Regions from separate parts of the Homo sapiens genome. Here regions 1 and 3 are each linked to region 2. Evidence: chromatin contacts called from ENCODE Hi-C or POLR2A ChIA-PET data. All regions are on one chromosome and are shown on one strand. Each heading gives the region's core, a stretch centred on a gene start or an enhancer-like site at or near the end of the contact. The rest is flanking DNA. Distances are from core to core; before and after follow the strand shown.

Region 1 (4,213 bases), core at 360-2,859, 690 kb after region 2:
AGAGGGCAGTTATCTCAGCTTTTACTTTACTTCTCACAGGATACAGCTGTAGTCTAGGGCAGAATTAGTCACCATGTTAGGGTGCAAACATTATTTAATGTATAAAGTAATTAATATCAGGGAAGGAAATCAACTACAGATAGGTTATTAGACAAATCAGGATTCCATGACTCATTAACTCAGCTTAATACTTTTTAAAAAAATAAGCTGTTCTTTTTTACTTTTAATTTCCATTAATATTTCTAGTCATAACCTAAGCCCTTGGATGAATAATTTAGTCGTTATTATCTTTAATGTAGTTGACAGTAGATACTCTTAATGCATAAGTGGTAACATTTCCTTGGTCTCCCAGTTCTAGACATTGGGCAGAAAGACTCACATATTGCTGGAAACTTTCTGAGTGGTCACTTCTTTCTAGGTTTTCCTAATCATGTAGTGTCTTGCTTATGAAGTCTTCCCTGACCTCATTCTTACTGAAATATTCTGTTTTGTGGTTTCTATTTTCTTCAAACAAATCCTTTTCTCTTAGTCTTAAACCTCTCCTTGGCCACCCTCAGCCACTGATATCATGAAGGAGTTTCTACTTGGCTTTTTTGCCTCCTTGCTTTCAATTATTTCTTTGATGTCTTTTTTAATTTTTTAATTTTAATTTTTTCTAATCCCTCAGTTTACTGTCAATCAATTATTTCTTCTACTGGCATACTCAAAACTCACATTCACATGTAACGAGGTCAGTTTTGGACCTAGACTAATATTCACACTCTAGGCTCCCCTATAGCCACAACACATTTGCGTTATGAGGGAGTGATGGCAGGGGATATTATCTTAGTAACATTTTTAGGAAAAGAAAAAAAAAGGGCATTGAATAAGTAGGTTTTGTTTTGTTTTTGTTTTTGTTTTTGTTTTTGTTTTGAGATGGAGTCTCTCTCTGTCACCCAGGCTGGTGCGGTGGCGCGATCTCGGCTCACTGCAAGCTCCGCCTCCCGGGTTCACGCCATTCTCCTGCCTCAGCCTCCCAAGTAGCTGGGACGACAGGTGTCTGCCACCATGCCCGGCTAATTTTTTGTATTTTTAGTAGAGACGGGGTTTCACCGTGTTAGCCAGGATGGCCTCGATCTCCTGACCTCGTGATCCGCTCTCCTCGGCCTTCCAAAGTGCTGGGATTACAGGCATGAGCCATGGCGCCCAGCCAAATAAGTAGTTTTAATGCCTTAAAGATTAAACTGTTCCTTTCTAAACTGTTCCTTCTTTTTCTAATTTGTTTACTGCTACCTTGCATTGAATGTCCGTTTTGTATTTCCAGATTTAGCTAATCTAATAAGAGAGAATAATTTAGTTCACAAAAGTGAACATTAGAGATTGCCCCTTAAAATTCTTCAGGTTCTTGAAATTACAGAAAAGAAGGTCAAACTATTCTTTTTCTTAGTTCATTGGCTAATTGGTACTTTTGAGACCAATGTATACTTACTTCTTATTTTGAAAGCAGTTATAACAGACACTTGATCAATTTTATGTTCCTGCACCTTTGGGCACCATTAATGATTCTCATCTTGTTGTCAGGTCTCATTCTTTGCCTCCTGAGAACATCTACTTCCAGTACCTTCACTTTCATATTAAGTCATCGCTAAAATCAACAACTTTGTTCCTCCTGTTACCTTAACCACCTGACCATAAATGGAGATGGTTAAAGAAGCATAACTGCTTCCACTTCTGTAAAAGCACTTTTTTTTTAAAAACCCTATGAATGTTGTTGGATTTTAGTTTAGAAAATACAGCCATATGGTAACTAATTGAAGGGAAGCATATTACAAGTTATTCATCTGAGTGTTTGAAAGCAATAGAAAAGATGTGATAGTATGGGATGTTCATATAGTTTGGGTAGGTGGCAACCTTTGTTTGGAAACATCCTTATAATATAGAGAGGGGAAGAGAAAGGAATTCTGAAATGGGAAGTGAGACGAACATTTTGGTGGCTATAATAAGTTTAGTTCAGACCACTTATAAAATATGTAATCGGCCAGGCATGGTGGCTCATACCTGTAATCCCAGCACTTTGGTAGGCCGAGGCGAGTGGATTGCCTAAGCCCAGGAGTTCAAGACCAGCCTGGGCAACATGGCAAAACCCTGTCTCCACAAAAAATACAAAAATTAGCCTGGTGTGGTGGCATGTGCCTATAGTCCCAATTACTCGAGAGGCTAAGGTGGGAGGATCACTTGAGCCTAGGAGGTCAAGGCTGCAGTGAGCCATGATTATGCCACTGCACTCCAGTCTGGGCAACAGAGTGAGACCCCCATCTCAAAAATGAAATAAAATAGGTAATAAAAGATCAAGTTTTCATTTGAGGGGCTCTCTGTATGGGAGAGTAGCCTCAAAATGCCACCATAAGCTCTTATTCTTTATTCTTTTCCTTTGTTGGACTTGGGAAACAGGTATTAAATTTTAACAAGGCTGGGCATGGTGGCTCATGCCTGTAATCTCAGCACTTTGGGAGGCTGAGGCAGGATGATTGCTTAAGACCAGGAGTTTGAGACTAGCCTGGACAACTAGGTGAGACCCCATCTCTACAAAAAAATTAAAAAATTAGCTGAGCATGGTGGTGTGTGCCTGTGGTTCCAGCTACTCAGTAGGATGAGGTGGGAGGATCACTTGAGCCTGGGAGATCAAGGTTGCAGTGAGTTGAGATTGCACCACTGCACTCCAGCCTGGGCTACAGAGTGAGGCCCTATCTTAAAAATAAATAAATAAGTAAATTGGGCTAGGTGCGGTGGCCCACGCCTATAATGCCAGCAACTTTGGGGGGCTGAGGGGGGCGGGTCATTGAGGTCAGGATTTCAGACCAGCCTGGCCAAAATGGTGAAACCCCGCCTCTACTAAAAGTACAAAAATTAGCCGGGTGTGGTGGTGGGTGCCTGTAGTCACAGCTACTCAGGAGGCTGAGGCAGAGGTTGCAGTGAGCCGAGATCGCACCACTGCACTCCAGCCTGGGCAACAGAACAAGACTCTGTCTCAAAATAAATAAATAAATACATAAGTAAATAAAATAAAAATAAATAAATAAACATGCTTGAGCTCAGGAGTTCGAGACCAGCCTGGGCAACATAGGGAGACCTCATCTCTTATGTATTTTTTTTTTTTAAGAAAAATTTAAATAAATAAATAATTTTTAAGGAGACTTCATGGGATAGAGAATACCTACCTGGTAGCACTCCCTTCCCACTTTTCATTCTTGCACTCTATTTGGGCTTTGTCCTGCTCACTTCACCTCTTTCTTCGCAGATGTGTTGAGATGATTGACTCAGATGGATTCTAAATCCTGGGAACTGCAGTAGGGTTGATGTATGAGTTGGAGGGATTATTATCATGGTTCAATCTTGAAATGAATTATTTTTGTTATAAAATGTTTATCACATCTCATATAGAAGCCAAAAGCTGTGGTAGTAGTATTTTGTGACTTCATTCATACCCTACAGCTGGCTTTCTCACAACAGAGCCTCAGCTCTTGACCAGCTGACTGCGGTGGTGATGGCAGAGTTAATGATTTCTCTGGTACACTAGAAGAGAATAAAAGTACATTTTGCTTATCAGCCCCTTTCCTGCTGCCTCCTGGTTTCACCTCACCTGTTTCACATTGATTCAGATTCTAGTTTCACCAGGTGAAAGGTAGGCTGGTTTTAAGGTTAGGAGTTAGGAAGCATAGTTCTCCCTGGCTTGGATGTAGGGATACATGTGCCTACTACACACCTAGGCTGTATTATAGAACCTATTCCTCCTGTGCTACAAACCTGTGCAGCATGTTACTGTATTGAATACTGTAGGCAGTTGTAACGCTGTGGTATTTGTTTATCTAAACATATCTAAACAGAGAAGGTGCAGTAATAATACAGTATAATAGATAAAATATGGGATGCCTGTTTGACCATGAATGGACTGGAAGTTGCTCTGAATGAATCAGTGAGTGAGTGGTGAGTGGATGTGAAGGCTGAGGACATTTCTGTATACTACTTTATACAAGATGTTATCAGTGCTGTGTACTTGGGCTACACTAAATTTATAAAAAAAATTAATTGTACTTCCATGTTAGGATAGCTATGACATCACTAAGTGATAGAAGTTTTTCAGCTTCTTTATAATCTTTTGGGACCACCATTGTGTATGTGGTCCATTGTTGACCAAAATGTCATTATATGCGTTACTGTTTATAGAAATGCGGTG
Region 2 (4,506 bases), core at 1,103-3,602:
TACATTATTAAAAAAGCAGTTGCAGCATCCCTAAGTAAGCAATTCAAAATGGCGGTGTTTCCCAGTTTACTGGAGGAAAATGTTAAACATTCTCCCTCCTCCCTTTTAAAGAAAGAAGGAGGCCCCCTCTAACTACAAGATTCAGTCACTCTTGGTTCCAGGCCCAGAGGTGGGGATGGCTTCCCTCCCTCCATAGCAACTTCCAGGCTGTGCTTGCTAAATGCAAAAGAATTGTTCCCAGAAGAAGTGACCCCGGTGTCTTTGGATCCACTTGTCATCTCTGCAGCTCCTCAATTTTTGTGGCCTCACATTTGATAGTGGCTCTTGGTGCTTTTATTTTTGTATCCCCTCTCTCCATTGTCACTTATTCTTGAGAAAGAAAGAAAAGAAAGAAAGAAAGAAAGAAAGAAAGAAAGAAAGAAAGAAAGAAAGAAAGAAAGAGAAAGAAAGAAAGAAAGAAAGAAAGTAAGTCAAATGTGAGCTCTTTATTCAGAAATAAATATCCACATTTCCAAATCTGACCATGCCAAATGAAAAGGTTTCCATGGCCTTGTAATTCCACCCCCATTACATATTTGTGGTGTTTTGCATTTTCACTTTGGTTATTTAATATACATATTAAGTACACACAGATCTGGTGATTTAATGTGATTGGGGGAACTCAGGCATTTCCTGTCGTGCACAGTGAAACTTTCAAACCTTGTTTTTGGCTGCTGCTGATTATTGTTGCCATTAACACCAGGATTTAGATAGCAGGGTTCAAAGCACAAGCTTCCACTTAGTCCTCCCAATGGGCATTTGACCTCCTCTTGCTCTTGCTAAATTCATGTTATAAACACTCCAAGCAAGCTTCCAGGTCTCTTTGTGGCTCCATTTCTTCACTATAAAATGAGGAAATGGTACTGTATTATCTCTGGGGTCCCTTCAAGTCCTACATTCTATCACCTCTCTGAAGTTATTTGTTCATTGTTCTAAGAATAATCTCAACAGTTGTAAAGATGTTTACAAGTCCTCTGTCACCACCTCACCTTAGCCAAATTTTACCCATTCACATTTCTGACAGCCTCATTTATTGGCAGGAAGAAAAGGTGCTGTTTTGGGGCATGGCAGAAGAGAGGCGCCTGACCCACTCATGTGATCAAAGTGTGTCGAGCGCCCACAGCGGGCCAGACTCTGAGCTACGAGTTGGGTGTAGAGACACGAGCAAAACAGACAAGCCCCTGACCTCTGGGGCTTTACCATGCAGTTGGCAGACTTCTAAGTGGCTGCTCCCAGAACTGACTGAGTGGCCTCAGGAAGCTCTATTTCAAACCAAGTGACTGGCGGCAAATGAAAGAAGGCTGCAGGTATCAAGAGGCAGAGCCTCATATCTCGGTGAATGTTGGGATGAGCATTCCCCAGAAACTGACTTTCCTGGTGGAAAATCCTGTTCAGAGCCTCTGCCCTGGGACCCCAAGGCTCTTGGTTGATTTATTTTCTTCCAGTCCAGTGCTACTGTTTGTTTTGGATGTGAAGAGATGTGAATGGCTCACCTTTTACAGGCAAGACCCACACACGGAGAAAAGCAAGCATTTCTTCCAGCTTAGTTGCCTTTGTGGGAAACTTCTGAAGATAGGTATATGTGTCCATGGTAATTTTCCACTTGCCAAAAAGTGAATCTATTGGCCCTCTTTTCAGCAAATACCAGAGCTGAGACATGGGGTTACAGGAGTGAGGTCAGGAGCTCCAGGGTCCTCCGTGACCTTGCCTGGCTTTGGAGTGACCTTGGGTGACTCAAAAGACCTCCTGCTGGGGCTGGATGCGGTGGTTCATGCCTGTAATCCCAGCACTTTGGGAGGCTGAGGCAGGAGAATCACTTGAAACTGGGAGGCAGAGATTGCAGTGAGCCAGTTGCACCACTGCACTCCAGCTTGGGCAACAGAGCGAGACCCTGTCTCAAAAAAAAAAAAAAGCCTCCTGCTGGTTAAGCATGCAGTCATGTGGAGGGGGAGGGTTGCTGGGTTGCAAAGGATGCTGTGGTCTTTGGGTGAGGGCGTGGTGTACCCTACTCATTATGGTATTCCAAAAAGCGACTTGAGTTTCATTTCCTCACACAAAGCTGGCAGGGCTGACCTGAGCAGACCGTGAATGAAACTCCTGTTGAAATCACGCTGTGCTGCAGCGGTTCTGGGGCTCATCCTAGGTCTGCCCTGGCGGCTGGAGAGTGTGCTGCTGTCTGACTCATGCCTGGGTTCTCCCCAGCTGGGCGGAGGGAGGGGGATCGGTCCAGTGGATTCTGACAGCCCCTTCTGCTCTTTTTCCAGGAACGTTCACTCACAGGGTACGCTCATGGAGAGAGGGCGCAGAGCAAACCATGTCACGCCATCCAATGACACCAGCTGGTCAGCTCACCACCCCCTCTGGCTAAAACTCAAGCAAATAAAGCCGCTTCCTGTCATTAAGCATCTCAGAGGAAGCAGCCCTCCCTCGATGGCCTCTAGCCCAGAGAAGCCCGCGCATCTTGGACCCACCAAGCAGGCCCAGCCTTCCTGCTGCCACCATCTCTGCTTCTCCCCAGAGGAACTTAGGGATTTCACCCCTGGCTTTTAAAAAAAACGAAATACCGACAAGCCACAAGGACCAATGTAGGTATTCTCCCCGCCCCATCTTCAAGGCTCAGCGACTGAGGCTGGAAGATGATATGGATTGGAACACAAAAAATCTTTTTTTAATCTTTTTAAAAACTGCTGTGGTTTTGCTGCTACACTAAGAATTGTGATTTGCATTGTACGGTTTTGGACCTATATTGTTCACGTTTTGATGGCGGAGAGGGGTGGTCCTGGAGGCCCAATGCTTCAGAGTCATCTCTGTCCTGCCCGGGATGCACTTTTAAATGAAGAGTTAGAATATTTTATTGGCTAATATACTTTTCTTGTTATTTTTACAAAGGCCACCTTTATCCTTTTTGATGCCATATTTTCAGTGTTACACTTTTATGGCTTTTAATTTTCGATTTGACAGATGTAAGAAGCAGCATGAATAGTTTATACTGTGGTTTTTCAGAGACTGAATGCCAAGAGAACTCGGTAAATGTTTATTCTTCTCAGCTTTCTCTTTAAATTCCCCTAAATAGCGCCCCATTTGGGAACAGAGCAAGAGTGTTGAACTGAAGACCAAAATGCCCTCAAGGTGTAAAATAATCCGAGGGGGAATATTTGCTGGGCGTCAGGAAAGACTCAGATGAAATTTCAACCCTGATGGTTTTCGGTGATCCAGGAAGTCAGTGAGACAATCTCTCTATATGCAGAGCCCTTTCATGATAATTAGAATGGTATGGACAAACCAATGAAAACAAGAGGGAAAGTGAGAAAGATCACCCATGATTCTGTTTCACTGTTTGCTTTCTCCTGTCATGGTTAAGAGAAATGTGCAATTCGATCCTCAATCAGTGGGTGGAGGATAACAGGGTAGATTCACTTGTGTGCACTTGTACAGTTGTAGCTGCGAGTCCAGAAGTCCTCTAGAGCATGTGTACTGGCACTGAGTTGGTGAGACAGTTGTGGAGTATCCCATTCTGATGAGTACAGAAAAAAAAAGAAAAAGAAAAGAAGAGAAAAAATTAAGAAAAAAATCAAAAAAGGAAGAAAACTAAAAAAAAAAAAAATCAAATCACCTTGTGATTCAGTGTATCTGTTTACTAACTCAAATAAAGCAATTGTTCCCTCTGGAGGGGTCCAGGTGCCCCCGCCCCACAAGGCCGCGGAGCCTCAGCAGGAGGGGTGGCGAGTTGCGGGTGGGCAGGGCCAGGACGGTGTGGCGCCAGCCTTGAAGCACCACGGCCCAAGGATGCGGTGTACATACTGTATTTCTAGATTCTCCTTTGTACAGAGTCACTTCACAAGTCAAGCTACTGTTTTACAGGTGCTCCTTATTTATTAGAGCTGTGAGAGCTTGGGGGACACACCTGGCGAGCAAGCTCGCTTTTTAAAAATGAAATTTGGGGGCAGGGGAAGGGGAGGCGGGAGGGAGGGGAAGCTCGCAAGCCCGGGGAGAGATTTATAAAAGTAAACAAAAGAAAACCTTCCAGCAACAAATTAAAAAATAATAACAAATCAACCCCAGCACCAAACCCACCCAGGCAGGAAGAAGCCGCCCCTCCTCTGGGGCCATATTTTTCTGCTGGGTCACAACATTCTCCTCTCCCTGACTGGTGTCAGATTCATCAAACAAAAAATAAATCTCGAAGAAAAAAAATGCACTTACATGTGCTTATTTGGCTTTTCTCATTATTATGACTACTGTTTTTTTTTGTTTTTTGTTTTTTGTTTTATTACAGAGGTGTTCATTTTTCTCCCCCTGGGAAACATTTTAAAAAATAGAACTAAGGAGTTTTAAAAGATGGTAAGCTACTGGGATGGCACTGTCTCTTCCTGACCTGCTAGACCACGCTTGTCTGCAGACAAGAGCCCACTCCGTCCGTTCCAGGGCCTGCTTCCTAACCATGCCCATCACTGACAGCACACAGTG
Region 3 (4,740 bases), core at 161-2,660, 810 kb before region 2:
AAGCAAGAAAAGCAAAAATTGAATTAGCGTTTTATGTCCTGCATGATCTCCGTGGAACCCGTACAGATCCTGAGGACTAAATGCGCTGACAAGGACACAGGCACAGGCTTTACCGGCCCAGGGATGATGGGAGGAATTTAACCTAAGTGAAAAATTAATTCTCAAACCTATCCTACCCTGCCAAGATTCACAATCCCATTTTTGCCCTGTCTCTGTGCCACATCCCATATAAGCAACAATTTAACCAAAAACAGACTTGAAAATTAATTGTACATCATCCAAGTCAGCGAGATCTTCAGCCCCCCAATTTAGCATCATTGTCCTGGGCAACCAGGCTTGTGGCTCATCCATTTACCCAAATAGAACCAGCAATATCTTACCCTGGACGAATAGGTGGTAAAAAAAAAATGATTTTTCCCCTCCCTTTGGATCTTTCTGAGGAAAGCTGAGTTGATTAACAAATAAAAGTTACCAGCTGGTAAGTATCTTGGATCTGTGTTTTGAAGCCGAGGTAATAAGCCTTTTGAACAAACTGCAAAATAAAGGACAAGGAGCAAATTCAAAAGGACTTTTGTGCAGATTCTTTCCTATCATTTCATGATATGGTTTTCACATCAGATATTTAACAGCTCATCAGTCTGATTATAGTACCATTAGTCCCACTTCTAAGCCTGATGAGCCACTCTGGTCTTGTTTCTTACAAAAATTAATTTTAGGTTTTTCTCAATTGGGATTAAATGTCAACCAAAATGTACTACATGAAAAGTCTTATTAACATTATCATAATAACAACTTATGCTCCTTACACATTAAAGCACATAAGACATTTGCCTACAATGTGTGATTGAAATCCTTTTCTTACCAACCTTAAAAGAAAAGCAAAAGATGCTGGTACTGAATATGAATAAAACATTCTGTCAAGAGCTTTTTTGCAAATGCTGCTCTAATTCATGCAAAATCAAATTTATCTCCATTGGATTAAATTTAACTGATTCAGATCCACATGGCTGACCAAGATGGGGTGTTAAATTCCTTTAAAAAATGGTAACTTCGGAAATATCCATTGGATTCCCATACTCTTCTATTTGAACAGTCAAATGCCCTTTATGAATTAGCAATGAGATTTGACAGAACTGATTTTCCTTGGAAATTACGTGAGATGTTCTATTTTTAACCAGAAGCTAAAAAAGTGTGATGAGATCAATGCTTTAAATTAAGTCTGCCTAAAACCTCAAGAAAAAGTTCTCATCAAAGGAACCAACAAAATCACAAAAATGAGGAGCAGACTGGGGAAATCCTGGCTAAAATTCTTGATAGACAATAGTTGTCCTGTTATTCTTCTTTGCCAAGATAGCCAGGTGTCACTGTGATGGCTTAAGAAAAGAAAAGAAAAGGAAAGAAATGACAACACAACTTCCACATGAACAGCCAGAGACTAGAGGAAATCCCCAGTTACTGTAACTGAGCTAACTTCAGCATTATATTCTGAACCACTTCTAGAAATGAAACCTTAAAGGCAAAACTTGGGGTTTTAATCTGACAGAAAAGTGAATTGGAAACATCTTTAATTTACATTTTAGAAAATGAAGAAAAGCATGTAGAAAAAAAATTGAAAGCCTTACAACCCAGGAACCTAGAAATAATAACTCCTGTATTTCTAATATTGTAGGCATTCCCAACCAGTTTTTGTTTTTTTTGTTGTTTTGTTTGTTTTGTTTGAGGCGGGGTCTTGCTCCGTTGCCCAGGCTGCAGTGCAGTGTCATGATCACAGCTCACTGCAGCCTTGAACTCCTGGGTTCAAGCCATCTTCCTGCCTCAGCCTCCCAGGTAGCTAGTACTATAGGTGAGTGCCACCACATCTGGCTAATTTTTAAATTTTGTGAGGAGAAAAAGTCTTGCTTTTTTGCCCAGGCTGGTCTTGAACTCCTGGGCTCAAGCGATCCTCCCACCTTGGCTTCCCAAAGTGATGGGATTTATAGGCATGAGCCACTGCACATGGCCTGCTTATTTATTTTAATGTAGTTTTTCTTAAACCTTTGAGGAAAGTCATCACTCAACGATTATTCCAAGTTGGAAGTATTCAGTGGCACAGCACCATCAAAAAGCCCTGAAAAAGGCATTCTCCAGTCTGAAAAGAGAGCTGAAATAGCCTCTCCCTTAATAAAAAGTGCCTGTAATCCCAGCACTTTGGGAGGACAAGGCCTCAGGAGGATTGCCTGAGCCCAGGAGATGGAGGCCAGCCTGAGCAATACGGCAAGACCCCGTCTACAAAAATCAAAGAAATTAGCCAGGTATAGTGGCTGACAACTGTGGTCCCAGCTACTTGGGAGGCTAAGGCAGGAGGATCCCTTGAGCCCAGAAGGTCAAGCCTGCAGTGAGCCATGTTTGCAGCACTGCACTCCAGCCTGGGCTACAGAGCAAAACCCTTTCTCCAAAAAAAAAAAAAAAAAAAGAACAAAAATAATAATGATAATGATGATTTCCAGAGGAACTTCTGCAAGTAGGGAAAGCCAGCAGTACCTACAAGCCTCAATTCATCCTGTGTCCCCTTGCCTCCACCATGACCCAATACCCACTGTTGCTCTGATAAGTGGAACTGGTAGAGTCTTGGGGAAACTTTAATAAGCATTAGAGAGAGTAGAAGGAAAATCAGCACAGAGAAGTGGAGGTACAGGCTGGTTTAGGAGGTGCTGGCCTGATCTGCCCATAGCTGGCTGTTCCCAGGCCTTGGTGTGGCCTTCTCTCAATGGTAAGCCATGGGCAGCCTCAGTCATTTGCTGAGTTCCAAATGGAAGCCAATCATGAACATCCTCAGCTCAGTCCTGGCAGGCCCCAGCTGCTCTTGCTTCCATTGCTTAACTTCTCTCCTCATTTCTCTGCTCCAGGCCCACCCTGGGCAAAATTGCAGAGTAGATTCAAGATCCCCTTCAGCAACCTGGTCTCGTGGTTCTGCCCAGAATAAATGGGTGGGATGACCCATTCTTTATGAATTGTCTTTCTGGAATTGGAGAGCTTTGCAGAGATTAGAAAGAGGCCTCATCTGGGCACACACAGCACTTGACACAGGTGTCCCCCCTCCTCCTGCTGAAAGCAGCCGTAGGACACAGGTTAACTAGTGGAGAGCAAGCTGGGTCTCTATCCCACAAGCCTCTCAGCCTCAGGCCTTTGTGCGGGTCATGAACCAAACAGTTGAGGCATTTGGGGGTCAGGGAACTTTCCTGGTACCTCTGAAATTTCTTCACAGGGGCAAGTGTCTTTTCCAGTCACCTAAGCAGACCTTGTTCTAGGCATCCCTGGACCAATATCATGGATTACCTTTGAGTTTTTCCTAACTGTTACAAAACGCTTTATGGAAAAGTTGTTTCTTTTTGCCTAGTGTTTATTTCTGTCTCCAAAGCAAGCTTGCTTTCATTTCTTTCACTTTTCACAATTTGGCAGAAAATGCTTTTCTCATTTGCCTCTTATGTGAAGACTTTTATCTTCTCACTTCCCCTTTCTTTTCTTCCTAGAAACGTCTTATCTCTTACCATCCCTGAATGTCCCCTCCAAGGTAAGGGAACCAGCTCTCACTTTTGAGTGTTTACCGAAAAGTTTCCATGCCACGTGGATGTGTCTCCTTGGGAGGGAGGTGCCTCGGGAGGGGGCTGGCTCCTTGGGGGCCTAGTCAGGCCTCGGGCCTTTCCTGGGCAGAGGTGACGAGGACAGCCAACCTAAAGTAACTGGGTTTCTGGGAAAGCCTAGAGGCCCCAGAGAGTCCTTTCACACAGTTCTCCACAGGTTACCATAGATATAAGGAAAATTTTTTTCAGCACTGATTTGCTTAAGCACTCTGTAAAATGCCGTTTTGAATTACAAATGAAGATGTGTATACCTTACTAAACACAAATATTTAAAATGGCAAATAAAAGAGTTAAGATGATTTAGAAATTTTAATGACCTAATGTATTAGTACAGTTTTAGTTGGGAGTTGGAGGACCATGGTAGATTAAGGTGAGAGAAAATACTGGGTGCTCAGTTGTTCTAAGCTGTATAATGTTTTGCAAAGTATAATCAAATAGAAAGTTGAAAGGTTCCTTGGTAGCTTTAAAATGTAAACTTTATACAAATCATGCAGAATGTTGTTATACTACCCTTCAAGTTATTTCTGGTATGTTACACTTTACATAAATACCTACATTAAGCTTGACTTCTTGATTAGAAAGCAAAGAGGAAAGGGAGCGCATTAAAGTGTTAACACAGGTGATATGGTCTGGCTCTGTTTCCCTACCCAAATCTCATCTTGAATTGTAATCCAGATTGTAATCCCCACGTGTTGTGGGAGGGACCTCATGGGAAGGGATCAGATCATGGGAGCGGTTCCCCCATGCTGTTCTTCTGATAGTGAGTGAGTTCTCATTAGATCTGATGGTTTTATAAGGGGCTTTTCCCCACTTCGCTCAGCATTTCTTTCTCTTGCAACCATGTGAAGAAGGACATGTTTGCTTCCCCTTCTGCCATGATTGTAAATTTCCTGAGGCCTTCCCAGCCATGTGGAACTGTGAGTCAATTAAACCTCTTTCCTTTATAAATTACCCAGTCTTGGATATTTCTTCCTAGCAGCATGAGAATAGACTAATACAACTGGGCATCAAAAATTCAGGATTTGAAAATTTGGGCATTAACAGGAGAGGGGCAATATTACTTCCCACCAAAGCAATATACAAATCTTATTTTTAAATTTGCTAATACACGTGATATTCC

What was found. A loop is a pair of places that touch in the nucleus more often than their neighbours do. ChIA-PET counts read pairs that join two places held with the same protein, here RNA polymerase II (POLR2A). Pooled maps may share reads with other maps.
Region 1: a loop to region 2 is called in a pooled map, with 6 times the contacts of the local background. The contact joins two enhancer-like sites. A Hi-C loop is called at or near these places in 1 of 37 single-sample maps with no recorded cell type and 5 of 50 pooled maps. POLR2A ChIA-PET finds 5 or more read pairs at or near these places in 1 of 52 experiments (activated naive CD4-positive, alpha-beta T cell).
Region 3: a map with no recorded cell type shows a loop between it and region 2 (7-fold over the local background). The contact joins two enhancer-like sites. A Hi-C loop is called at or near these places in 3 of 37 single-sample maps with no recorded cell type and 2 of 50 pooled maps.

The regions. Positions count from the first base shown.
Region 1 is chr6:108,347,187-108,351,399 of GRCh38, forward strand. All of the region lies in intron 3 of AFG1L (AFG1 like ATPase), which reads left to right. Among named protein-coding and RNA genes, the nearest start is that of AFG1L, 54 kb to the left of the region's middle. RefSeq lists an enhancer at 1,537-1,706. Within about 2 kb of position 1,610, at least 2 of the 41 ENCODE cell types and tissues checked have a DNase peak (open chromatin) inside an H3K27ac peak, as active enhancers do.
Region 2 is chr6:107,655,904-107,660,409 of GRCh38, forward strand. SOBP (sine oculis binding protein homolog) reads left to right here. Exons shown (of 7, transcript NM_018013.4): 7 at 2,304-4,506. Among named protein-coding and RNA genes, the nearest start is that of SCML4, 170 kb to the right of the region's middle. RefSeq lists enhancers at 1,626-2,203, 1,952-2,001, 2,204-2,780, 2,242-2,431. Within about 2 kb of position 2,353, at least 21 of the 41 ENCODE cell types and tissues checked have a DNase peak (open chromatin) inside an H3K27ac peak, as active enhancers do.
Region 3 is chr6:106,843,746-106,848,485 of GRCh38, forward strand. No RefSeq gene overlaps it. Among named protein-coding and RNA genes, the nearest start is that of LINC02532, 59 kb to the left of the region's middle. RefSeq lists enhancers at 1,468-1,527, 3,158-3,207. Within about 2 kb of position 1,411, at least 2 of the 41 ENCODE cell types and tissues checked have a DNase peak (open chromatin) inside an H3K27ac peak, as active enhancers do.